Linked DNA regions of Homo sapiens: regions 2 and 3 are each linked to region 1. A link is a loop called in an ENCODE intact Hi-C map of the cell type or tissue named here. Cell type or tissue: OCI-LY7. All regions are shown on one strand. Region 1 has its middle 10 kb from the start of LINC01120. Region 2 overlaps ANKRD30BL (ankyrin repeat domain 30B like). Region 3 has its middle 10 kb from the start of LINC03124.

What was found. Hi-C counts contacts between places; a loop is a spot of excess contacts. Peaks named below come from ENCODE experiments on the same cell type or tissue, not always from the same donor. Only the 100,000 strongest peaks of a DNase experiment are listed, where the experiment ranks them.
Region 2: it touches region 1 in a loop (21-fold over the local background); 22 of 110 quality-filtered maps call a loop at or near these places.
Region 3: a loop joins it to region 1, with 5 times the contacts of the local background. A loop is called at or near these places in 62 of 110 quality-filtered maps.

Annotation. Positions count from the first base shown.
Region 1 is chr2:131,409,123-131,417,122 of GRCh38, reverse strand. No RefSeq gene overlaps it. Among named protein-coding and RNA genes, the nearest start is that of LINC01120, 10 kb to the right of the region's middle. RefSeq lists a silencer at 2,996-3,242. In OCI-LY7, CTCF peaks have their summits at 3,581 and 3,780 (motif pointing left); a DNase peak (open chromatin) is centred at 3,782.
Region 2 is chr2:132,143,029-132,151,028 of GRCh38, reverse strand. It overlaps ANKRD30BL (ankyrin repeat domain 30B like), which reads left to right. Exons shown (of 6, transcript NM_001358416.1): 5 at 53-117; 6 at 2,801-3,438. The coding sequence ends at 2,898. Among named protein-coding and RNA genes, the nearest start is that of ANKRD30BL, 15 kb to the left of the region's middle. In OCI-LY7, a CTCF peak has its summit at 4,027 (motif pointing right); DNase peaks (open chromatin) are centred at 3,188 and 4,048; H3K4me3 peaks cover 585 bases; H3K27ac peaks cover 2,283 bases.
Region 3 is chr2:131,668,327-131,676,326 of GRCh38, reverse strand. No RefSeq gene overlaps it. Among named protein-coding and RNA genes, the nearest start is that of LINC03124, 10 kb to the left of the region's middle. RefSeq lists enhancers at 2,038-2,675, 2,676-3,315, 3,491-3,790, 3,316-3,954, 7,152-7,331 and a cis regulatory region at 7,124-7,431. In OCI-LY7, CTCF peaks have their summits at 1,966, 2,175 (motif pointing left), 3,275 and 3,479 (motif pointing right); DNase peaks (open chromatin) are centred at 2,196, 3,726, 4,086 and 7,286; H3K4me3 peaks cover 2,495 bases; H3K27ac peaks cover 2,703 bases.

The DNA.
Region 1 (8,000 bases):
CAGCTAAGTTTTGTATTTTTAGTAGAGACGGGGTTTCACCATGTTGGCCAGGCTGGTCTTGAACTCCTGATCTTGTAATCTGCCCACCTTGGCCTCCCAAAGTGCTGGGATTACAGGCGTAAGCCACCACACCCGGCCGAAGGGCCCATTTTTACCACAAGTTTCTATCTGCTATTATCACCAATTCAAAAAGCAAAAATAGTTATTTGGAATCATGGAAGGAAACGGTTGAATGAGACCTCAGAAGTTACAATCTCGCTTGTTGGAGAAAGGCTGTGTGAAAGTTCATCTGACTTCTCGCACATAGTTAGAGACAGATCTGGGCCCTCGAGTCTTCTGAATTTTAATTTGACAAACCAAAGTGTACTGATTTTTTGGTAACATAAATCTGGGCTGCTAGGGGGACTACTTATTTAGCATCATAAAAAGAGCAATGGGATAATGAAATTTCTGTTTCTTGTTATAGTCTGATATACGCTAATACTAATGATATTTCCTAATGGAAAATACTTTTGAAAAGCATTTTTCCCTGAAATATGTATTACATCATAATCAAAGACATGTCAACCAACAATATCAGTTAATTGTCAAATTTGTGACTTAACTGATAAGGAAGCATGCCATGTTCTCCAGATGAATGAAGCACCCAAGATAAGAGTATCTACTTTAAACTACCCTAAAGAAGATGCTTAAGCCTAGGATAGCAATGAAATATCCGCCTTTATTATTCAAACAACAGAGATAAGCAAGCAAATAAAACAAAAAGACCGCAAATCCCAAAGTAGCTACTCAAAATGTCAAAGTTAGCATTTTGGTGTGAATCCTCCCAGGCTTTCTTTCTGTTTTAGTGTTTAAACTTAGTAAGGCAGCATGAAAATTTCTCCATATAAAGAAACGTAACAGTATGTTTATATTGCACAGTTGCATAGTGTAGATGTATGAGTTTATTTTACCAATAATTTATGAAAACCGACTTTTAAATGTGGTTCCCAAGACATGCCAGGGTAAGACAGGTTTCTGTGACACAAATAAATTTCCGCCATTATTGAATACTCAAGATCATAAAAAACATTGGCATAAAAAAGTGCAAGGCTTACATGTTTTCTGTATTTTGTCTAATGAACATGTGTTGCTTTTATAATTATCAGATACTACAAAAATATTATCAGAGATACATATAGAATGTAGTTTGGTTTAAAGTCATTTAGACATGCTAACTTGAAAACTATACCCTTGATCATATGTGTTTTCACCTGGGTCCTCGGAGAAGCAAATGCCAAAACAGAATTAAATGTGCAAAATGCCCATGAGAGAGAATGGGGGGCGGATCTGGGTAGGGCTGGGAGAGCTATCAGAGCACAATGGATGTCCACCATGAGTGAAGGAGACAGGGAAGAGAGAAGGAATGCTGGGTGGAAGCATTCCGGATTGCCGCAATGTCAAAGAAGGTTTGGCAAGGCTGTTTGGGAGTCTTGAGCCAGTCATCTGTCAAAGGAATCCCTCATCTACCAGGGGCAGCTCTAAGTATCTTGGTGTGCTCAGTCACTGACTGGGAGCAACCCATAGGTAGAGTGGTCTTGCTGCAAAGGTGGCAATGAATTTCAGAGTGCAGGGATATAACAGAACCCTTGTCAATTATGGCTCCTGTCCTGTAGTTGGAGGTTGTGATTCTCATTCTCACAGTCATCACAGTATGACAATCATAAAAACATTAAAATTTGACCACTACGTTTTCTAGCACAATCTATAAAGTAGTGTCAAGCAACAAAATGTCTCCGTTAATTTCTGTAATTGGCAGCCACACACAATTTAATCCCTAAACCTTGGACTTTTGTCTTCATGCCTTTTCATGTCTTTTTTATTTCAAATTTATTGAAGACAGAATACGTTGATCACACTATAGATCTTACAGTATTTATTTGCTCTGCTACCTGAGAGAAATCTTTTTCCACTAGAATGTAATAAAATATTTTCAAAAAGGTAATTAATGGCAAGAACAAAGCCATAGTGTATAATTTTGCCTTTACAGCATAGGTCTAATATATTAGTTGTGATATTTATATGAGAACAATTTTATAACCAAAACATGCACCTGCAGTATCTCAATGAGAACTACTTTATAGTGGCCAGTATGGCTCACTTTAATGATGTAGTATGAAAAGGGAAAAGAAGCCAGGCACAATGGCTCACTCTTGTAATCTCAGCACTTTGGGAGGCCGAGGAAGGTGGATCACCTGAGGTGAGGAGTTCAAGACCAGCCTGGCCAACATGGAGAAACCCTGTCTTTATTAAAAATACAAAAAATTAGCCAGGCGTTGTGGCACACACCTGTAATCCCAGCTACTCAGGAGGCTGAAGCAGGAGAATCACTCAGACCTGGGAGGCGGAAGTTGCAGTGAGCCGAGATCGCGCCATTGCACTCCAGCCTGGGCAACAAGAGCAAAACTCCATCTCAAAAAAAAAAAAAAAAAAAAAGAAAGAAAAGAAAGAAAGAAAAGAAAAGGGAAAAGAATATACTATACTAACAATTAAATTTAGCTAACAGAGAGGATTCATAATCGGAGAACTATTTCTAAATTTCATAAAATTATGAGAACTTGAATAATATAACAAGATGTAAAGACCTTAAGCCAAAAAAATGGTATTATAAATAAAATTTCATCATGGTGCCAAAAGAAATCTAAAATAACATTGTTAATTCAAACTGATGGATTTTTAAAGTTCATTAACATTTTCATAATAACTCTAATCATTTAAAATATTTATTATGTCATTGAATTATTTCAGGAGCTGAAAATCATGTGGACAATTCCTGAGTCAATTTTCTCCCTTTTTGGAAAGCATAAAATGTCCCACTTTGGCGGTCATCCAAAGTAGCTTCCAATGGGTCAGCAGGTTGAGACATAGTACCGACAGGTGTCAGTGTCAGAGATCCCCTTCAGTGTGCAGAAAGGGGGCCACGACAGTCCAGCTAGAGGGCTGCAAATAGAGGACAGCATATTTTATAAAATCTGTCCATTTTCCACAGGGCATGCCAGGAAGGTGCTGGAGAGCATTAGGCTTGAATCAAGAATGCTTTGTGTGTCCTGTCATGGAACAGGGCTGGAGGGACTGAGTGGGGCCATCAGACTCTGGCTTTAGGGTCAAGGTGCATGACTGAGCCAGTACTAGAGACTGTTCTGTCTGGGGGAATTCATGCAGACATTGACCTCATCCCAGCAAAATCCTCCTAATCTGTTTGGCTGTTGGGATAGAGGCGCTTCCTGCACAGGGGTCCCATTGCCTACTTATTGAGCCTGTCCCTGAATTCAGACCCACATCCCACCAAATGGGTATCTCATCTCTTGACAGTTCTCAGCCCCAAGCTCCAAGTTTTTCCACTGATTTTTCAGTCTTTACTTGCCTCAGCCACAATGGTCCAGGACATGATTTTACTGCCTAAAGTCCAGCTAAATTTCAAGACCAGCCCACTAAGCTGAGGCCCAGGTGACTTTCCAGCCTTTTAAAATCTTTCTTCCCCAGGGGGAAGAAGATATTTCCAGGTACTGCCAACCCCAGTCCTTGCATGTCTGCCTCTTTGTTGCTGTGTTCCACCCACTAAATTCAATCCCCTTGAGACCAAGATGAACTCAAATTAAAGCTTAATCGGATCGATCTCTTTAGATATTATTAGATTTCTGGCTACTTACTTCAATTAGAAAGAAATGGCCTTTATGGCTTGTGTACGAAATCTTTGTACAGAATTCGTCACATATAGGCACAACTGAGTGTAGCTTGCCCTCTGCTGGTGAAATACAGTATCACGTTCAAGAGAGTTTTTGTTTGTTTTTTCCAACGCATTCAAAGAGCCGGACCACTCTTGAGGCAATAGCAGTGCACAATCATATTGTTAATACCCAAATACTATCAGGCCATGTAAAGCAGCAGATAATAATATTCAGCCTGCAGGAGCAGGGAAGGTTAAGGAAGTGTGGGAAGTGAGATATTTACTGTACTTATTTCTCTACACAATCTAAAGGAAGCCAATAATTGATTTACTTTTTTTTTAATGCATTCTGGAAAAAAACTGAGAAATATCCTTACTGATAACTCCCATGTACATAACTAGATTTTGTATAATTTAACGCTGTTCACAAACATTATGTTTCTCAAACATTATGTTGGAATATGAAAATATTAGAGTAATCTGTTACTAATGCTGAAGGATCAAAGTTTGTGGGTCTTTTTTTTTTTTTTGAGATGGAGTTTGGCTCTTGTTGCCCAGGCTAGAGTGCAATGGTGCGATCTTGGCTCACTGCAACCTCCGCCTCCTGGGTTCAAGTGATTCTCCTGCCTCAGCCTCCACCATGCCCGGCTAATTTTGTTTTTTTTTTTAGTAGAGACAAGGTTTCTCCATGTTGGTCAGGCTGGTCTCGAACTCCCGATCTCCGGTGATCTGCCTGCCTTGGCCTTTCAAAGTGCTGGGATTATAGGAGTGAGCCACTGCACCCGGCTGTAAGTCTTAATTTTATTAATGTTAGAGTTAAGAAATTACTTAAGAAAGTTAATCATTCAACATTATTCTCACTCGTCTGTAATCCAGTACGTTCTCCTGAGTGGAATGGAAAGGAGGGTGTCACAGCTAACATGCTGGGAAGTGCATATTACTCTAGCTATGGGCTTAAGAGCATGCCACTGCAGAAAACGTCATTCAGAATACATCGTTAGAGAGAAAACAAAAACAAAATTGGCTTACTACCTCCTATCACTGGGGACATCTGCATTATCTTACCATCAGGGAGTTAGGCACACAGCCTGCATTGTCCTGCAGCTTGCAAATTATATAAATGTATATGCCAGCTTTTCAGAGTTTTCTGCAAGAAAGTTTAGAGTCAAAATTTCGACCCATTTTAAATAGGCAGTATATGCATTTGTATTTAACTCTACTCCTGGCTTTATTTGATCTCTCCTATTGTCTTCTTCTCCACATTCCATGCTCCTCCCCGAATTATCTTGTTGCATGTTGTGTGCATTTATATACATTAAGTCTTTTGATTATATGTTAATATGAACTTATGTGTTATCTTCTCAAAGTTCTAGAAAAATAAAGATTGCATAATAAAATAAATGACAGTGCTGTATATTAATCTCTAAGTAAGCAGTTACCAGTTTCCATATTGGGAGTTTTGCACACAAATCAGAACAGGGAGATGGGCCTTTTTCTTTATCTATAGACAGCCTGATTGAGCAAGTAAGCAGTCACAGAACATTTACATAATGAACAAACATTTGTGACAGGGTCAAAAACAGTAACTTGTGAGCAAGCACAGCTTTCTACCCAACTCATTCCAGGATTCAGAACTGCTGGTTAGGCCAAAGGTGAGAAAGAGAATTGGAAGGGGCTGAGAAAGACACCAGGACTGATTGAGCAGCTCCTTCTGAACATGACGGACAGGCTGGAGTGTTAAGGGGGCTGTGGGGTGGCCTGGGGGAGCAGCTGGGGGTTCAGCAGGACTCTCAGGTCAGAGATGCCCAGGAAAGAGATTAGGGAGCTTGCTGTTATTGTTATATTTTGTTTAAAAAAATTCCTTTATTTTAAAATATCTCTTTAAGAGCTTTATTAGAGGCTTACTTTTTTCTTCAAAAAAAATTTTTTTTTCAGACGGAGTCTCGCTCTGTCGCCCAGGCTGGAGTGTAGTGGTGCCATCTCGGCTCACTGCAAGCTCCGCCTCCCGGGTTCACACCATTCTCCTGCCTCAGCCTCCTGAGTAGCTGGAACTACAGGCACCCGACACCACCACGCCTGGCTAATTTTTTGTATTTTTCTTTTTAGTAGAGACGGGGTTTCACCGTGTTAGCCAGGATGGTCTCGATCTCTGGACCTCGTGATCCACCTGCTTCGGGCTCCCAAAGTGCTGGGATTACAGGCGTGAGCCACCGCGCCCGGCCTGTTTTCTTCAACTTTTAAGTTTAGGGGTACAAATGTGCAGGATGTGCAGGGTACACAGGTCAATGTGTGTCGGGTTGGTTTGCTGCACAGATCATCCCATCACCTAGGTATTGAGCCCAGCATCCATTAGCTATTCTTCCTGATGCTCTCCTTTGCCCAATCTCCTGACAGGCCCCAGTGTGTGTTGTTCCCCTCGCATATGTCCATGTGTTCTCATCGTTCAGTTCCCACTTATAAGTGAGAACATGCGGTGTTTGGTTTTCTGTTACTGCATTAGTTGCTAAGGGTAACGGCTTCCAATGCCATCCATGTCCCTGCAAATGGCTGCATAGTAGTCCATGGTGTATAGGTACCACATTTTCTTTATCTCATCTGTCACTGATGGGCATTTGGGTTGATTCCACGTCTTGCTATTGTGAATAGTTCTGCCATGAACATACACCTGCATGTATCTTTATAATAGAAGGATTTATATTCCTTTGGGTATCTACCCAGTAATGGGATTGCTGGGTCAAATGATATTTCTGGTTCTAGGTCTCTGAGGAATTGCCACACTGTCTTCCACAATGGTTGAACTAATTTACACTCCGATCAGAAATGCTTACTTTAGTTAAGGGTTTTGATGTTAAGATTACATGCATTTTCTTTTAAAAATGTAAAAGTAGCTTAATTTTGCATCATTTTGGAGAGGGCTTTGTAGACTTAGCTTACAAGGGATTTTCGTGCTTGTCTAGGAAATCATTCTTCCTTATTTCACTATTTTTGTTACTATTTTTTTAATCCTGGCAATATGTCAGGGTTGTGTGTATAAAATTTGCAATTTCAGCAATTTAAGTGTACAAATCAATGGTATTAATGACATTTACGTGGTTTGCAACCATCACCACAAACTATCTCCAAAATATTTCATCAACTTAAAACTCTATACTCATTAAGCAATAACTTATAATTTCACCCTTCCTTCAGCCCCAAGCTGTTTATTTACTTTTTATCTCTATAATTGCCTGTTCTATGTACCTAATATAAGTGAAAGCATCAATATGTGTTCTGTGTCTGACGTTTCATTTAGCAAAATGTTTTCAAGACTCATCCATGTTGCAGTATGTATCAATACTTAATTCCTTTTCATGGCTAGATATTCCATTTATGTTTATATCACACTGTTTATTCATTCTTCTGTTATTGGACACTTGGGTTGTTTCTGCCTTTTGATTATTGTGAATATTTTTTCTATAAACATTAGTGTACACGCATATGTTTGCATCCTTGTTTTCAATTCTTTTGGGGATATACCTAGGAGTAGAATTGTTGGATCAAATAGTGATTCTACGTTTGACCTTTTGAGAAACTGCCAAACGATGATCCAGAAGAGGCGCCATTTTACATTCCCACCAGCCCAAGGTGACTGTGGGTTTTTCAACCACAGAACACTGTTTTCAAGCAATGCCCACTGTTTTTCCTAGCAGAATGGTTTCTGGGTCAGGTAAAACAGAGATGATGAATACCTTCTTCAGACAGCCTCTGGAAAGATTAAAACAGACAAGCATAATCATTTGTGAATCAGATCTGCTCTCCTCTCTGGAACCAGGGATAAGGGTCCCAGCCTGGGGAATCCAGCCTGCCGTCTTCAAGACTATCACCAAGCTGGACTTGTGGGACAAGCAAAAATGCCACACAGCTTTCATATCATTTTTAAGTTTCCTTTGTGTTGATCCAGCATTCTTTTAGTTGCCGTACACCTTTGATTATTTTCCCGGTTCTCACAAAGTTGGTTCTGACAGTGTCTGGTTGTTTATTCAACATTCCTATGGAAGGATGGGAGCTTAGAGCTGCCTTCCCTGCCATTTTGCTGACACCACTGCAATGGAGCATTCTTGACTCCCCTGCCCTAAGAGTTTGACTTACTCTGCATTCAAATGTCCTCTACCTAACATGACCAAAACACAACTCGTGGTATTTCCTTCTAACCTGCTTCTCTCTTGTGGGCCGCCTGTCTGGGAATGGTTAGATCCTTTACTCAGGTACTCAAGCCAAGAAGAGTTCTCATTTCCCTCTTCTTCTGATTGGTAGC
Region 2 (8,000 bases), 730 kb before region 1:
TTTTATATCAATGTTAAAATAGTGATTTTATTTATTTCATTTTTATACATAGCGTTCATCAACAACTTTTGGAATATAAACAAAAGATATCTAAAAATTCTCAAAATAGTAATCCAGGTAAGACCTCTGATAGTAAACTACTCTTGGTGGTGCTACCATAAGATTATAGGAGTGTTAATCACAAAAGAGCTATTAGAAAAGCAATGTGTAAGTAGCATGTGTTTACATATAGACCTATATGTGTTTTTTTATATACAAAGCTTTGATTTAATTTTTTAGTTTATAATTCAGAATTCATTAAGAATTTAGTTGTAGGTAGTTTATAATCTCAAAAATATTATCTGAAAAAATGTTTGTTTAATTGTGGTCCCTAATATCCTATATAATACTTTTGTATAAATAAGTAAAACAATTTTTAAGTTTATCTATTTTATGTTTCCTCAACTGTCATAAAAATTTATGCTTGTTATAAAATGTATAATCCTTGGTGTGATTGATGAGCTCAGTAATAGGGGATTATCAGCTTATCCAATTTAATGAATTAATATATTTATAAATAAATTTTATTACAAATTATAAAATAGCTTAGGTGCCTTGAATTACAAGCCACAAATAATAGAACATCTAATAATGAAAAGTAGGAATTAATAACAGAAAACTGCAACATTTGAATATTATAACCTATAAAGAAACACAGTTAAATAAACTGTTAAATAAACAAATATTTGTTTGTTTATTAAACATAAACATATAAAATGTTTATTTGTTAATTTAACAAATAAATTATTTATTTGTTTGTTTCTTTATTGTAGAGACATGGTCTCCTTATGTTGCCCAGGCTGGTCTTGAACTTCTGGGCTTTATTTAATTTTTGTAATAAATGATTTGCATTCAGAAAATTAGAATTAATTACAGTCGAGTATTGAGCAACATGAGAGTTAGGGTGCTGATCCCCCCATGCAGCTGAAAATCTGCTTTATAGGAAAATCTGTTTCTTTTGACTCCTCCAAAACTCTACTAACATTCTACTGTTGACCTGGAGCCTGAAAAAAGTTGAAAGCATAAGCAGTCAATTAACCCATAGTTTCTATTTTATATGTACTATATACTGTATTCTTAGAATAAAGTGAGCTGGAGAAAAGAAACTTATAAAGAGGAAGAAATATATTCACTATTTATTAGATGGAAGTGAATTATTATACATAAAGGACTTCATTCTCATTGCCTTTATGTTGAGTAGGCTGATAAGGAGGAGGCAGAGGTGAGATTTGTCTTAGTATCTTGCAGTGGCAAAGGAAAAGAAAAATCTGTCTATTAGTGGGCTCCTAGAGTGAAAACCCTTATTCAAAGATCAACTGTGTGGCATAGTGACTTTTGTCACTAAAAAAGTAACTATCTTTAGAATTTGGATCTCAATAATACTTTTCTTGCACCCTAAATGAATGTCAATAAGAATTAACATAACTTAGTGAGGGTGCATCAGTACCAGTAGGAGATTATTTTTCAAAGATACCTACTGAGTGCAGAAGTCAGAAAAGCAATTCTTTGTTGAGAAGTACAGGTTATGTTACATAGTCTTGTACCAACAAGGTCTCACTATTATCAACTTCATTCCCTCTAAGTTGAAACCAAATAAGATATGTTTACTTCATTAGAACAAGATGTGTTGTTCTATCTGCTGAATAATTAGTGTGTTGATAGTAATTTTGTTACAACAAGTTACTCTGTTCCTACTAGCCAAAATATTATCATTATAAATATAAAACTAGCTCAACTCTAGGCTCAACGAATTATAATAAAAGTGGAAAAAATTTTCACAATAACAAAAGTGCTACTGTGATACCTAAATGTGACACAATACATTGTACAATATGAACTGTATGAGCACATCTTTAATTTATTACATATTTATCAAAGGACTTCTATAAGTTAGATTTTGCAAGTTGCAGGAGACCAACATGGAATACACATAGTCTGGGTCTTTAAGGTGCTCATAATACAATAGAGCTGTCTCTATTGAATTTCTTCATTTTTCCAACAGAATTTCCTAACTATGTTTTCTATTTGTTTATCCACTTGTCCACTTAACAAATAACTGTCAGGTATCATTAAGGTACTAAGCATCTTTCTTGCTATTATCATTGTCATTTTTTATTATTTACTAGTTTATTAAGGTACTTAGCATTTTTCTTGTTATTATCATCTTTTTTATTATTTACTACTTTATTTAGTGCTTACTCTGTGCGAGAACCCCTTTGGGAGCTTATAATTATCACTTATTATGTCATTACCATATTCAGTATGTGTCAGACATTTTATATCCAACGTGAAGAATTAAAGCTTTAAAAAGTTTGGTAGTGTCCAGGAGCGGTGGCTCACTCCTGTAATCCTAGCACTTTGGAAGGCCAAAGCGGGCGGATTGCTTGAGCACAGGAGTTTGGGACCACCCTGACTAACATGGTGAAATCCCATCTCTACTAAATACAAAAAATTAGCTGGGCCTGGGTGGCATGCATATGTAATACCAGCTACATGGGAGGCTGAGGTAGGAGAATTTCATGAACCTAGGAGGCGGAGGTTGCAGTGATCTGCTGAGATCGTGCCACTGCACTCCAGCCTGGGCAACAGAGCGAGGCTCTTGTCTCAAAAAAAAAAAAAAAAAAAAAAAAAAAAAAAGGAGAAAACAAAAGTTTGGTAGTATTTAAGGAAAGCAAGCTGAATGAGTAGAAGTTTTCCAGGTAAAGAGTCAGAAGGATGATATTTAGCGAAGGAAAATTTAACCAGACTCTGTGTTTGGCAGAAGGAACATCTGAAGGAACACCTGATGAGGCTGCACCCTTGGCGGAAAGAACACCTGACACGGCTGAAAGCTTGGTGGAAAGAACACCTGATGAATAGGATACAGTGAATTCCTCTTCAAAGATTTTAGCCTGTAAACATCCTTTAAAATTCAAGAGGGGGAAGATTAAGTACAATGAGTTCTGAGTTCCTCATCAAAGAACAAATATGTCAGTATGTTCAGCTTCTCTGTTCTTTGTTCTCCGTTTTAAAGTTTAACTTCCTCGTTCGTTATGCCTCCTTGCCCCTAGTTTCATTAAACAGCCCCCTTCTAGCCTCTAACACCTGCTTTGTCTTTAGTCATTCTTAGTAACCTGCTCTGTCCTTAGTCATCCTTAGACACCTGCTCTGTAACTGTCTTTCCCGCTGAAACTACTCACCCTGCCACTCCAGCTCATACCCCTGCCCTCTTTAAATAGCCAATCTGAATTGGCTTAGAGTGTGCAGTCCAACCCTATCCAATAGGGAAAAGACACAACAGTAGGGACTAGCTGCGTTAGAAATAAGAACACTTTCCCCTCCCTTGTCCGGTGTGATCTTGCCATTGCTCCATCTGCAAGACCACTCTTCCATAGAAGTAAATTTGCCTTGCTGTAAAAACTTGTTGCTGGAGTGCTGACGGTTCTTTGCGGCGCTGAAAATTTATTTTCCACAAATTTAAGGGCCCACCCAGCATTCCCATTCTCCTCTAGGGGAGGGTCCAGTCCTCTCCCTTGAGGAGGCGCACCCCGCTGCCTCGTTGCAGTGGCCATAAAGGTAAGGAATCAAGACTCAACTGGTGCGATTAATAAACCCGGGCTCTCAGCAACGTGGAAAGAAACAGGCCAGCAACTTTGGGGAAAGGATCTTCACATACCGTGGCGACCAGGTAACTGTGCACAGACCGAGGTAAGAAATGTCGCAGGGGTGACAAAGTATTTCCTTGGTGGTCGGGATATTCTGGAGGTTGAAAGTGTGTGTGAATGATCACAAGCACTACTGCTTGTGGTGCTGTTTGTGTGGATGATACTAAGCATTATTGCTGTGAGGAGTGAGTGGGTCCTATCTGCGGTTTTTTATTTGAATAAAAACCTTTGAAGAGGAATTTACTGTATCCTCATAGGGCTCAGGGCAGATCTTGCTGTGGAGTTTATACCATGATGCCAATGCTAAGAGGGACCTAAAATTCCTGGGAGGGAAGCAGCCAGAGTGGATGAAGCGAAAGAAGGATGCAAGGAGCCTCCAGCAGGTGGCGATAAAGGATAGGGAAGAAATCTCTAGCATGCGGGATTGAGCCTAACCAGGACCTAACATGGGAAAAGCCCCAAGTAAGATAGGGAGCAAAAAAGAAGAGGATAGTAACAAAGACATGCCCCCTGATAGTCCCCTGGGTCTCATGTTAAAATATTGGAAGAATAATGAGAGGACTAAACATAAGAAAAAGCATTAGAGGATAAAATATTGCTGTTTCATTTGGACCCAAGGTCCCATTTTCAAACCCTCAATCTTCTGGCCAAAGTTTGGGTCGATTGAGGATGTAATATGTCAACTTCTAATTCAATATGTTAATGATAAAAATCTGGTTTCTCAAGAAGAACTAGACTATGCTCTTTGTTGGAGACAGGGACCTGTCTTTATTCCCATAAAGACAACTAGGGAAGAACCCGATCCAGTATCTCAAATTGAAAAGTCAGACGAGCTGACTCCCACACCTAAAGCCAGCACATGGGATCCCCTATACCATTTTGCCCTGCTCAGTGCCTCTGACCCTTCCCCTCGGGCAGCTGCTGCCACCCCAGATCCCACCCCAGATCCTTCTCCTGCTCACGCTGTTACTCCTCCTTACAACTCTAATTCTTGGATGTCATCATCCCATGAGCCTGTCCCCTGTCAGCCTAAATACCTCTCCCTAAAGGGACTCCAGCATGAGGTACAGCAATGTAAAAAGGACGTTCAGAACTTCCCTTTTCCCTCCACACCTAAGGAGTCAGCCCCAGCTCTCTTCCCCTTAAAAGACATGTCACAAGGAGGAGGAGCCATTGTATTTGTGAATGCTCCCTTGACCAGTTCAGAAGTCTGAAGTTTGAAAAAGGAAATTAAGCCATCGTTAGACGACACTTATGAGGTGGCAGATCAGGTTGATCAATTCTTGGGACCTCAGTTATACACTTTGGTCGAGTTTATGTCCATCCTAGGCATCCTTTTTTCGGAGGAGGAAAGAAGCATGATCTGATCCGTAGGGCTGCTATGGCAATTTGGGAATATGAACACCCTCCTTGTCAAAACGTTCCTACCACGGACCAAAAATTCCCTGCCCAAGATCCCCGGTGGGATAATAATAATGCAGCTCACCAAGAAAACATGCAAGACATAAGGGAAATGATAATGAAAGAAACTAGGGAATCAGTACCCCAAACTCAAAATCTCTCTAAAGCATTTGATATACAACAACAGGAGAGAGATGAGTGGACTATGAAATTTTTAGACAGACTAAAGGAGCAAATGAGAAAATATGCAGGCCTAAATTTGGAAAATCCCCTGGGACAGGGAATGTTAAAGCTCCATTTTGTCACTAAAAGTTGTCCAGATATTTCTTTTTATTTTTTTGAGATGGAGTCTCTCTCTGTCACACAGGCTGGAGTGCAATGGTGCGATCTTGATTCACTGCAAGCTCCGCCTCCCAGGTTAACTCCATTCTCCTGCCTTAGCCTCCCGAGTAGCTGGAACTACAGGTGCCCACCACCACGCCCAGCAAATTTTTTGTATTTTTAGTAGAGATGGGGTTTCTCCGTGTTAACCAGGATGGTCTCAGTCTCCTGACCTCGTGATCCACCCACCTCGGCCTCTCAAAGTGCTGGGATTACAGGCATGAGCCACTGCACCTGGCCAACATTGTCCAGATATTTCAAAAAAGTTACAAAAATTAGAAGATTGGGAAAACTGACCTCAAGTGAACTTCAGTGAGAAGTGAACCTCAAGTGAAATGACCTCAAGTGAACCTCAGAGAGACTCAAAAAGTATCTGTGAAGAGAGACGAAGAAAAGCAAAAACAAAAGACAAAACTTATGTTATTCACCTTCCAACAGATGGCTCCAAACCCATGTACCCCTAAACAAAGCTTCCAGTGGGCCAGAAACTATAAAGGTTCCAAACCCTCCTTTAAAGGACCCAAGCCTCCACTGGGAAGATCAAGGCTCTCGTCTACCAGGCCATCTAAATAGCATGGGGGAGTAAAATCAAAGAATCCCAGAACTGAGAGTGGGGAAGGGCAAGGTAGGCACTACAAATGTGGAAGAACAGGCCACTTCAAGAGAGAATGTCCCAAATTAGAAAAGGAAAAAGAAGCCCTTCCACTCATGGCTTTTGAGGAAAATAATGGTGTCAGGGGTTCTGTCTCTTTTATCTTGAGTCCCACCAGGAGCCCTTGATAAGTCTAGAAGTGAGACCTAAGCATGAGTTTATAATCTTTTTAGTCAATTCAGGAGTGGCTCGATCCTCTGTTTGTTTCCCCCCCATCTAATATTGCCTGCTCTTCAGAGGAACTTTTGGTTTGTGGGGTAAAGGGAGAAGGATTTAAAGCAAAAATTTTAGAAAACACAGAAGTCAGATACCAGGCTCAATCAGCTCATATTCAGTTTTTGTTAATCCCTAAAGCAGGGACTAATTTACTAGGCAGGGATTTAATGTTGAAGTTAGGCATAGGCCTGCGACTCAGCCCAAGAGGATTCCTCACCTCATTAAAGCTACTTACCACTGCAGATGAAAAATATATTAATCCTAATGTCTGATCCAAAGAAGGAAACTGAGGGAAACTCTGAGTCCCTCTAAGCACATCAAGCTAAAAAACCCCAGGGAAGTAGTAAGGAGGAAACAATACCCCATTCCCCTAGAGGGCAGGATAGGGTTGAAACCTATAATTGAAGGTCTTATTAAAGATGGGCTTCTTGGGCCCTCTATGTCCCCTTATAACAGCCCAATATTGCCAGCCAAGAAATTAGATGGGTCATATCGGCTGGTACAGGACCTTAGGGCTATTAACCAAATAGTCCAAACTACCCACCCCATTGTCCTCAATCCTTACACCATTCTCAGCAAGATTCCATATAATAATCAATGGTTTACTGTAATAGATTTGAAGGATGCTTTTTGGGTATGTCTCCTGGCTGAAGATAGGCCAGATATATTTGCTTTTGAGTGGGTGGATCCCCATTCAGGGTAGAAACAACAATATCAATGGATAGTCTTACACCAAGGGTTCCCAAACTCCCCTAACCTTTTCAGTCAAATTTTAGAACAAGTATTAGAAAAAGTTATCATCCCAAACAAATATGCCTGCTCCAATACGTTGATGATATTCTTATATCTGGTGAAGATATAGAGAAGGTAGCTGGCTTCTCTACACATATTCTCAACCATCTGCAGTTCGAGGGGTTATGAGTCTCAAAGGGAAAGCTTCAGTATGTAGAACCTGAAATTAAATATTTAGACCACTTGATAAGTGCAGAGAAGTGAAGAATAGGGCCTGAATGAGTTGAGGGAATCGTGTCCCTACCCTTGCCTCAAACTTAAACAAGAACTCAGGAAATTTTTAGGATTAGTTGGATACTGCTGCTTATGGATTAACTCACATGCACTAAACAGTAAAATTCTATATCCAAAACTTGCCCAGGGGAATACTGACCATTTCCTGTGGACTTCTGAGGAAGTCGATCAGGTTGAAGAGCTGAAAAAAAGGCTTATAACAGCCCCTGTCTTAGCCTTACCTTCCCTGGAAAAGCCATTCCACCTTTTTGTCAATGTGGATAATGGGGTAGCTTTAGGAGTGCTCACTTAAGAACACGGAGGCCATCGGCAGCCCATGGTGGCCTTCCTGTCAAAAGTCTTAGATCCAGTTACTTGTGAGTGGCCTCAATACATCCAATCCATTGTGACTACAGCACTAATGGTCAAAGAAAGCAGGAAGTTAACCTTTGGAGGAAAATTGACAGTAATAACGCCCCATCAAGTTAGAACTATCTTAAACCAGAAAGCAGGGAGGTGGCTTACTGACTCAAGAATCTTAAAGTATGAGACTATTCTGTTAGAAAAAGATGATTTAACATTAACCACTGATAATTCCCTTAACCCAGCAGTTTTCCTAATAGGGGATCCAAGTCTAAAGAGATAGCACACATGTTTAGATT
Region 3 (8,000 bases), 260 kb before region 1:
TCCAGGACGTACAAAGAAACTAACAGGAAGAGCAGGTCTAGAGAGGGATGCTGGAACTCATACTTCTGAATTTAAATGGGAAATAGACAAAGATGTTATGTGTTTATAAAATATTTTAAAATCACAACAAATGCTGAATATACATTTTCTAATATATGTAATACTTACTAAATGGGACCCATATTAGGTTGCAAAAGAAATTACAAAAAAACTGGAGCTAGGGACCAAAGGACTAACAGAAGTCAGAACAAAAAACACGCCCCATATATTTTAGGAAAAAACGGCACAGTGATTTAATGGTAAATCACTATAAACATGAAGGGATTCACCTAGAATAGAGATGAGATTCCAGAGTTCAAGACGACAACATGTGTCAGCCTGACTTTCTGAATGACTGCATAGGAAAGCCTGCCATCCAAGGAAGCGCAGAAAAGGACACCCCTCAGGTCCTGGATGGAGGAGGATGACCCCCAATACTGGATGGAGAAGGATGCCCCCCAGTCCTAGATGGAGAAGGATATCCCCCTCAGTCCTGGATGGAGAAGGATGCCCCCTAGTTACTGGATGGGAAAGGATGTCCCCCAAGTCCTGAATGGAGAAGGATAACCCCCCAGTCTTGGATGGAGAAAGACAACCCCCAGTCCTGGATGGAGAAGGATAACCCCCCAGTCCTGGATGAAGAAAGATGCCCCCCAAGTCCTAAATGGAGAAGGATGCCCCCCAAGTCCAGATGAAGAAGAATTTCCCCCACTCCTGAATGGAATAGGATCCCCCTCAAGTCCTGGGTGGATAAGACACCTCCCAAGTCCTGGGTGGAGAAGGACATCCTTCAGGTCCCAGATGGAGAAGGATGTTCCCCAAGTCCTGCTTGGAGAGGGTGGCTCTGGGGACCGCATGGGGAAGGATGCCCTTTTTCCAGCCTCCCCATCCATACTTATCCTGACCTGTTAGTGTAGAACAAAGAGATTTGGAGGAAGAAACACGGGACTAAATTTACTCAGAATGTTTTCCTTTTAATTAACATTTTATAAATTCTGATTTTTCTTTGATAAAAATAAGCGAAATGTATGATATAAACACAGTGTAACAACCAATTAGACCTATTTTTCCAAATCTGTGTCCTGGTTACCGGCTCTATTAGTCATTCTGCTTTGCTGTATTTGTAAAACTTCTCAAAATTAAAGATAAAAGAGTTTATTGCTAGTAACATGTACAAATAGGCATTGAATAAAATGTGACTCTTTAAAAATTAGTTTATTCTATGGGCTTCTTTTGGTGTACTAAGATTACTAGTGGATCTTTATTACAAGCTCACTGGTAAAAATAGACAATGTGATAATATTCTAATTTGTTAGAAATTAGTGTTGAGTGAGTATTAATCAAAACTTTAAAACCAAAATACATGGACATAAGAATAAATTATTCGACTTAATTATCTACTGACTTTAAATTCTAATTGCTAAATTTACTTTTTGTCCATTTCACCTCCTTCAAATCGCCAATTAACTCTTCATTTTTCTCTCCTGTCAATATTTTATTCTCATTTATTTTTTTCTATTTCCTGATTTTTTGAATAACTAAGGGAGTCGTGTTTTGCTTGTGTTAGAATGACTTCATTACACCAACCCATTAGGCAACTAGACCCTCACCAAGGTGAGCACTAGGAGACTTCAGACCATGGAGCCTCTCCTGATTTTTGACTCAGGCTACCTGGCAACTGTGTTTAAATTACGAATTGTTTAATTTTTTAGATCCCCTATAGATAAAGAAGGATTTTAATAACCATCAATTTAAAATGCACATGGACACTTTGTAACTGACATTTATTGCAGTTTCTGTGCTGCAGCCTCATGAGTAACTGTTTGTAAGGAACATCATGTTCCTCATTCTGCCCTTGCTCCTTGGGCTCCAACGGGAAAAACCAGAAATTCTGTGGGTATAAAACATGGAAACATTCATTCTTTGAAGAAAAAGGCTGCAAAGCAGAGACAAGAACAGGGAAAGGATGTTATCGAATACATGCAAATGGATAAAATATGAATGATTATGTTCTCATGTTCAACCCAATTTTTAAAAATGGATGTATGAGCAGTGCGAGCATTTACTCAGGCCATGGTGAGCCTGTGGGCAGCGGTGGCAAACCCGGACTCCGCCCGCCGACACCAGCGGCCCGGAAACCCTAGCGCCAGAGGCCACCTAGTGGCCAAAGTCAGGCAGTCGGCCCACAGCTGCAGGAGAGCTGCAACGCGCCCTTCAGCGGATTCCCGGAGGCTGCACAGTGCCCAGCTCCCGCCACCCGGTGCTCTGGGCGCGGGCAAGTGACCCTCAGGCCGTCTGGGACAGGACCAGCCCTGCGGCCTCAGCGGTGGGCTCAGGGGCGGCTGCCAAGTGCACACGGTGAACTATAGCAGCTGTGGCAGCCCCCGACCCTGTGCAAGCCACCGGCAGTGCAGACCCCATGACCAAAAGCCGCCGCGTCCCCTAACTCAGGCGGTCGGCCCCCCAGCAGCCAGAGGGGGGAAACCTGCAGCTCAGCCCCATCCCAGCGCCTGCACTGTGCTCAGCGCCCGTAATCCCACTCTCTGGGCGCGGGCAAGGAAGACTAGACCTTAGGGTGGGAGGGCGGTGCACTCGCGGACCCTCAAGCCTTCTGGAACAAGCCCTGCCATCCTCCGCCGCGGGATCAGCGGCAGCTGCCACATGCACACTCCTGGAAGCAGCATTGGTGGCAGCTCTGGTCTCTGCCAGCTCCAGCAAGAACGCGGACCCCAGAGCCAGAGGTCACTGCAGCGCATGTTAGGAGGTTGGCCTCTCAGCCGCAGGAGGGCAGGAATCTGCGCTCAACCAGATCCTCATGGCTGCACAGTGTCCAACGCCCACGACCCCGCAATCTGGGCGCTGGTCTAGGAATAACGGACCCTAGGGTGGAAGGGAGGTGCACTCACCCACCCCTGGGCAGCCTCACACCAGCCCTGCCAGCATCTGCCTTGGGCTCAGCTGCAGCTGGCGCCTGCGCATGGCACAGGGCAGTAGCAGTGGCAGCCCTGCCCCTGCCCTCAGACACCAGCAGCAAAGACCCCAGGGCCGGACGCCTCCAAGGCACTTAAGTCAGGTGGTCGGTCCCATAGCTGCAAGAGGGCGGGAATCGGCTGCTCAGCCCCATAGCAGCTGTGGCAGCCCCCATCTCTGTCCATGCCACCAGTAGCACGAACCCTAGGGCCAGATACTGCGGTGGAGCCTAATTCAGACTGTAGCTGCAGCAAGGCGGGAATCGGCCGCTCAGCCCCATCCTGGAGGCTGCTCTGTGTCTAGCGCTCGCACACCACGTCCTGGGAGCAGTCTAAGGAACAGCAGACCCTAGGGGGTAGGGCGGTGCACTCAGCGACCCTCAGGGTGTCTGGGACCAGCCCTGCCAGCCTCTGCCATGCTCTCAGCTGCAGCTACCATCGCCAGGTGGCGCCCGTTAGCAATGGTGGAAACCACACCCCCCTCCTCCGACCTTACCTGCCCCCAACAGCAGTGCAGATTCCATAGCTGGATGCCTTGCCAGGGCGGGAACCAGCCGCACAGCCTATTCTGGGCAGCTGCACAGGGCCCAGCGCCCGAAACCCCGAGCTCTGGGCGCGGGCCAAGGAAGAGTCCACCCTAGGCTGAGAGGGTGGTGCACACCGCGATCCTCAGGCTTTCTGGGACCAACCCTGCCGGCTTCTACTGAGAGCTCAGCTGCAGCTGCCACCTGTACAAGGGCGCGACAGCAGCAGAGCAACCCGGCACTTTGCCTGCACCAGAGCCCTGACACGGGGGACAAGGCCGCCTCAGCGCCTAATTCAGGCAGTCAGCCCCGCAGCTGCAGCAGGGCAGAAACCTTTGCCCTCGGCCCAGTCTCCTTGGCTGCACAGTTCCCAGTGCCCGCGACCCGAACTCTGGGCTCAGGCAAAGGAAGAGCGGACCCTAGGGTGGGATAGTGCTCCACTCAATGACCCTGAGGCTGCCTCGGAAACGCCTTGCCAGCCTCTGTCATGGGCTCAGCTGCAGCAGCCACCTGCACATGGCGCGCGGAGCAGACTTGATGGCAACTCCAGACCATGCTTTTACACCAGCCAGGCGGACTCCAGGGCCAGAGGCCGCCCAGCGGCTAATTCAGGTGGTCCGGCCCCAGCTGCAGGAGGGCGGGAACCGGCAGCTCAGCCATTTCCTGGCGGCTGCCCTGTGCCCAGCGCCTGCACACCCTGATCTGGGCGCCTACAAGAAAGAGCTGACTCTAGGGTGAAAGGACCGTCCACTCAGCGACCCCCAGGCTGTCTGGGACCAGCCCTGCCTGCCTCTGCTGTAGATTCAGCTGCAGTGGTAACCTGCACAAGGCGCGCAGCAGCAGCTGTGGCAAACTCCGACCCTGCCAGCTCCACCAGCAGCGCGGACCCTTGGGCCAGAAGCCTCCACGACGCCTAAGTCAGGGTGTTGGTCTCTAGCTGCAGGAGGGCAGAAACTGGCGCTCAGCCTCACCTCAGAGGCTGCATGGTGCCCAGAGCCAGGGCCCAGCTCTTCTAGTGCAGGTTGGAGAGGCCCCCCAGGCTGGAGAGCAGTGTCATGAACACAGCTTACTGAAGCCTCAACCTCCCAGATTCAAGCTACCCTCTCACTTCAGCCTCCTGAGTAGCTGGTAGCTGGGACTACAGGCGGGTGCCATCGTGCCTGGCTATTATATTTTATATACATTTTGGAGAGACAGGGTCTCACCATGTTGCCCAGGCAGGTCTTGAAAGCCTGGAGTTCAAGTGATCCTCTCACCACCTTACCTCCCTCAGTGGTGGGATTATATGTGTGAGCCACTGTGCCCTACCTGCCGCTTTTCTTATAAGGATACTTGTCATTGGATTTAGGGCCCATCCTAATCATCTCAAGGTGCTGGATTTAATTACATCTGCAGATTGTTTTCCAAATAAAGGCACATTCACACATTCCAGGTAGACATATCTTTTGATAGACCACCATGCAATCCACTCTAGGAGTATTAACGTGCCGTGTGGACTGAGGCACCAAAGAATCACATTATTATGTCATATAACTTGCCTTATTTGTAGTGACCCGTGGGCTTGGAAACAGAACCATATGCAGCTGTCAGGGAAGTGCACAGTGCCTGACCTTTCCCGCAGCCTCCTCCCTACTGGTCTTCCATGAGAGGATCATCCCTTGAGAGTGTCGAGAGATTCCTGTTAAATGCTAAAGACCACAGGGGCGTTTGGGAGGGGGAAGATGTTTGGGGAGCAACTTAGTTGTCCTGAGGTGCCTATCACCCTTCACTGTTTCAGCAATATGGATCTTCCAAGGACCTGGGAATGGGAACCAGGCATAAGACAGATACATGTGGATGAGAAGAGGCCAGAGTCTTTCTCTGTGTAGGTACCAGCCCAAGATGAGCATTGCTCCAGAAACACATGCACTCATGATGCTAAACCCAATCTATTGAGGACTTAATACAAACTGAGATTTGTTTAAAGCATTTAATTCTTACCACAGTCCTTTGACATCTTATTATCTCCATTTTACAGATAAAGAAACAGGCACAGAGGGTTTAAGTAACATGTACAAGATCACACAATCACAACTAGTAAAGCCAGAATTAAAGTCCAGTCGGTCTGCATTCAAAGCCTGTGCTCCTGCCCCAAAATGAGAAGTAATGACTTAAAGGCAAGAAAAACAGACCCTCCTTTACCCACCATCCTCATACACAGACTTCCAGCCCAGGATCTGAGCCATTTATTCATTTTCTCTCATATTCATTCATTCATTCAGTTCTTCATCACACATTTAGTGAAGTTCTGTCGTGGAATGTTCACACAGAAGGTACAAAAATGAGGCAGGTGTATTTTCTCCCATCTAACAGGGGATGACCACATGAAGAGAACTGATGGGCTGTGTGTCCCATGGCCTTACAGGGCAGTGGTGGAGGGTGGCCCAGGTCATCCACTTTCTGGGGAGGCAGAACCAGAAGCACCAGTTGGACAACTACTAGAGATGTTTATGCAGCCTCATATGTTAAGTCATATATTTTGAAAGCTTTTTAAATTTTTTCTTTAAGAAGATTTTAGATGCTTATCACTGAGTACCAGAGGGATGTAGGCTGGTGCCCTTATTAACAAAGTCAGGGACCGTGGCACACAAGGATTGACTACTGCAGATACGGTCACAATGCTACCTCTAGATGGCCTGAATCCCCCTGCCCTCTCTGGTGGGGAGAAGGGCTGGCAGAGCCATTAGCATGGGCTCCGGCCAATCCTGGCCACTTTGATGCTCCTGGTGCTGACCCAGGGTCCTGGAGGAAGGGATGAGGTGGGCAGTAGAGATGCTTAGGGCAGCAGCCCCTTTCCATCCACACTGGAACTATTTCAGTATTTTACCACCAATTCGGCCATTCCGTTGTGCGCTGGCTGAACATCAGCCCTGCTCCAGGTCTCAGTTTCCCCTTTGTAAAAGGAAAGCTCTGGATTCAGGGGTGACCAGAGGTCATCATGGTCTTGAGATTCGAGGCCTGTAGGCAGGGGGTGAGAGGTTCACTAGGAGCACAGAAGGCCAAGGTTGGGGAGAGGCAGCAGAGAGAGTGGCCTCCCTTCGGCCCAGGTGGGAGGTTCACAGAGACACACTTCCTTCTTCCCCAAGGCAGGACTTGTTATAGTGAGCTTCAGGCAGTCTGGCTCTTAGGACTAACTAGGATGTCACCCTCCCTGCAGCATCCACCACTCCATAGACAACATGAGAGGAGTGTGTAAGTATAACTAGAACAAGCTAGTGTCCTGATATTCTCTGTGATGGAGGGGACAGCCCTCCTCAGAGACCCGGGGGGGCCCAGAACCATGGGCAGCCTGAACACACTTTACTTTCTCAGCAGTGAAAATCAGAACCCTGGCCTACTAAAGCAGAAATTAAAAAGAGAAAAACCTAAGTTCCTGCCTGTTCCAGGCTGACTCACTCCAAGGCCGTGCTAGAATTAAGATAACTTTATATACAAGGCCAGGAAGAGCCCAGAAGGAATGGACTCCAGGAACAGGGATGAGAAAAACAAGTTCTTATCAGCTTCCCCCTTTGAGATTCTTTCCCAGGCCAATATTTCTTTGTTCTGCTCTCATAACTATTTTTGTAACTATCTCTGTAAGTTTATAAGGATTTTTTAAGTTCCTGTTTTCCATCTGTGTGACCCTGAGAAGGTCACAAGACATGCCTGAGCAAGCCTAAAATAGTTACCATCTGCTGAGAGCCTGCTGGGTGGCCCAGCAGAGGTCATCAGACATGTTTGAGTCATACACTTGTCACTGTTTGATTAACTGCCTTTGTTCTGCTTCTGTAAGCTTGCTAAGCCCGCCCTGTAAGTTTTGCACAGCTGCATGCTTAAAAACCAGGCCCCGTCTTTTTTCCGGGCTCAGCCTTTTGGATGCAAATCCACTGGGCAAGTGGTCACTTTAATAAAATCCTCCTGTCTCACCCATTGGTCTCTCCAGTCTCTTGAATCCCTCAACACTAAGATGGCTCCAAGACAGCATGTGAGACTTAAGTAATAACTTTTTTGTTTGTTTGTTTGTTTTTATTTTTGTATGAGACTGGGTCTGGCTTTTTCACCCAGGCTGGAGTGCAGTGGTGCAATCACAGCTCACTGCAGCCACTTCCTGGGCTCAAGCCACCCTCCCACCTTAGCTTCCCAGGTAACTTAGGACTACAGGTGTACACCACTATCGCTGGCTAATTTTTGTATTTTTTCCAGAGACGAGGTCTCACTGTCTCACTGAGCTCAGGCTGGTCTCAAATTCCTGAGCTCAAGAGATTTACCAGTCTCAGCCTTCCAAAGTGCTAGGATTACAGGCATGAGACACTGTGCCTGGCCAGTAATTTTGTTTTATTATATTAAGGTGAGGTTTATACCACCTTCTTCTGATTACAGAAGTAATACATGCTCATTATGTAACACTGAAAATGTAAGCAGTATAAAAAAGAAAATAAAAAAGAATATG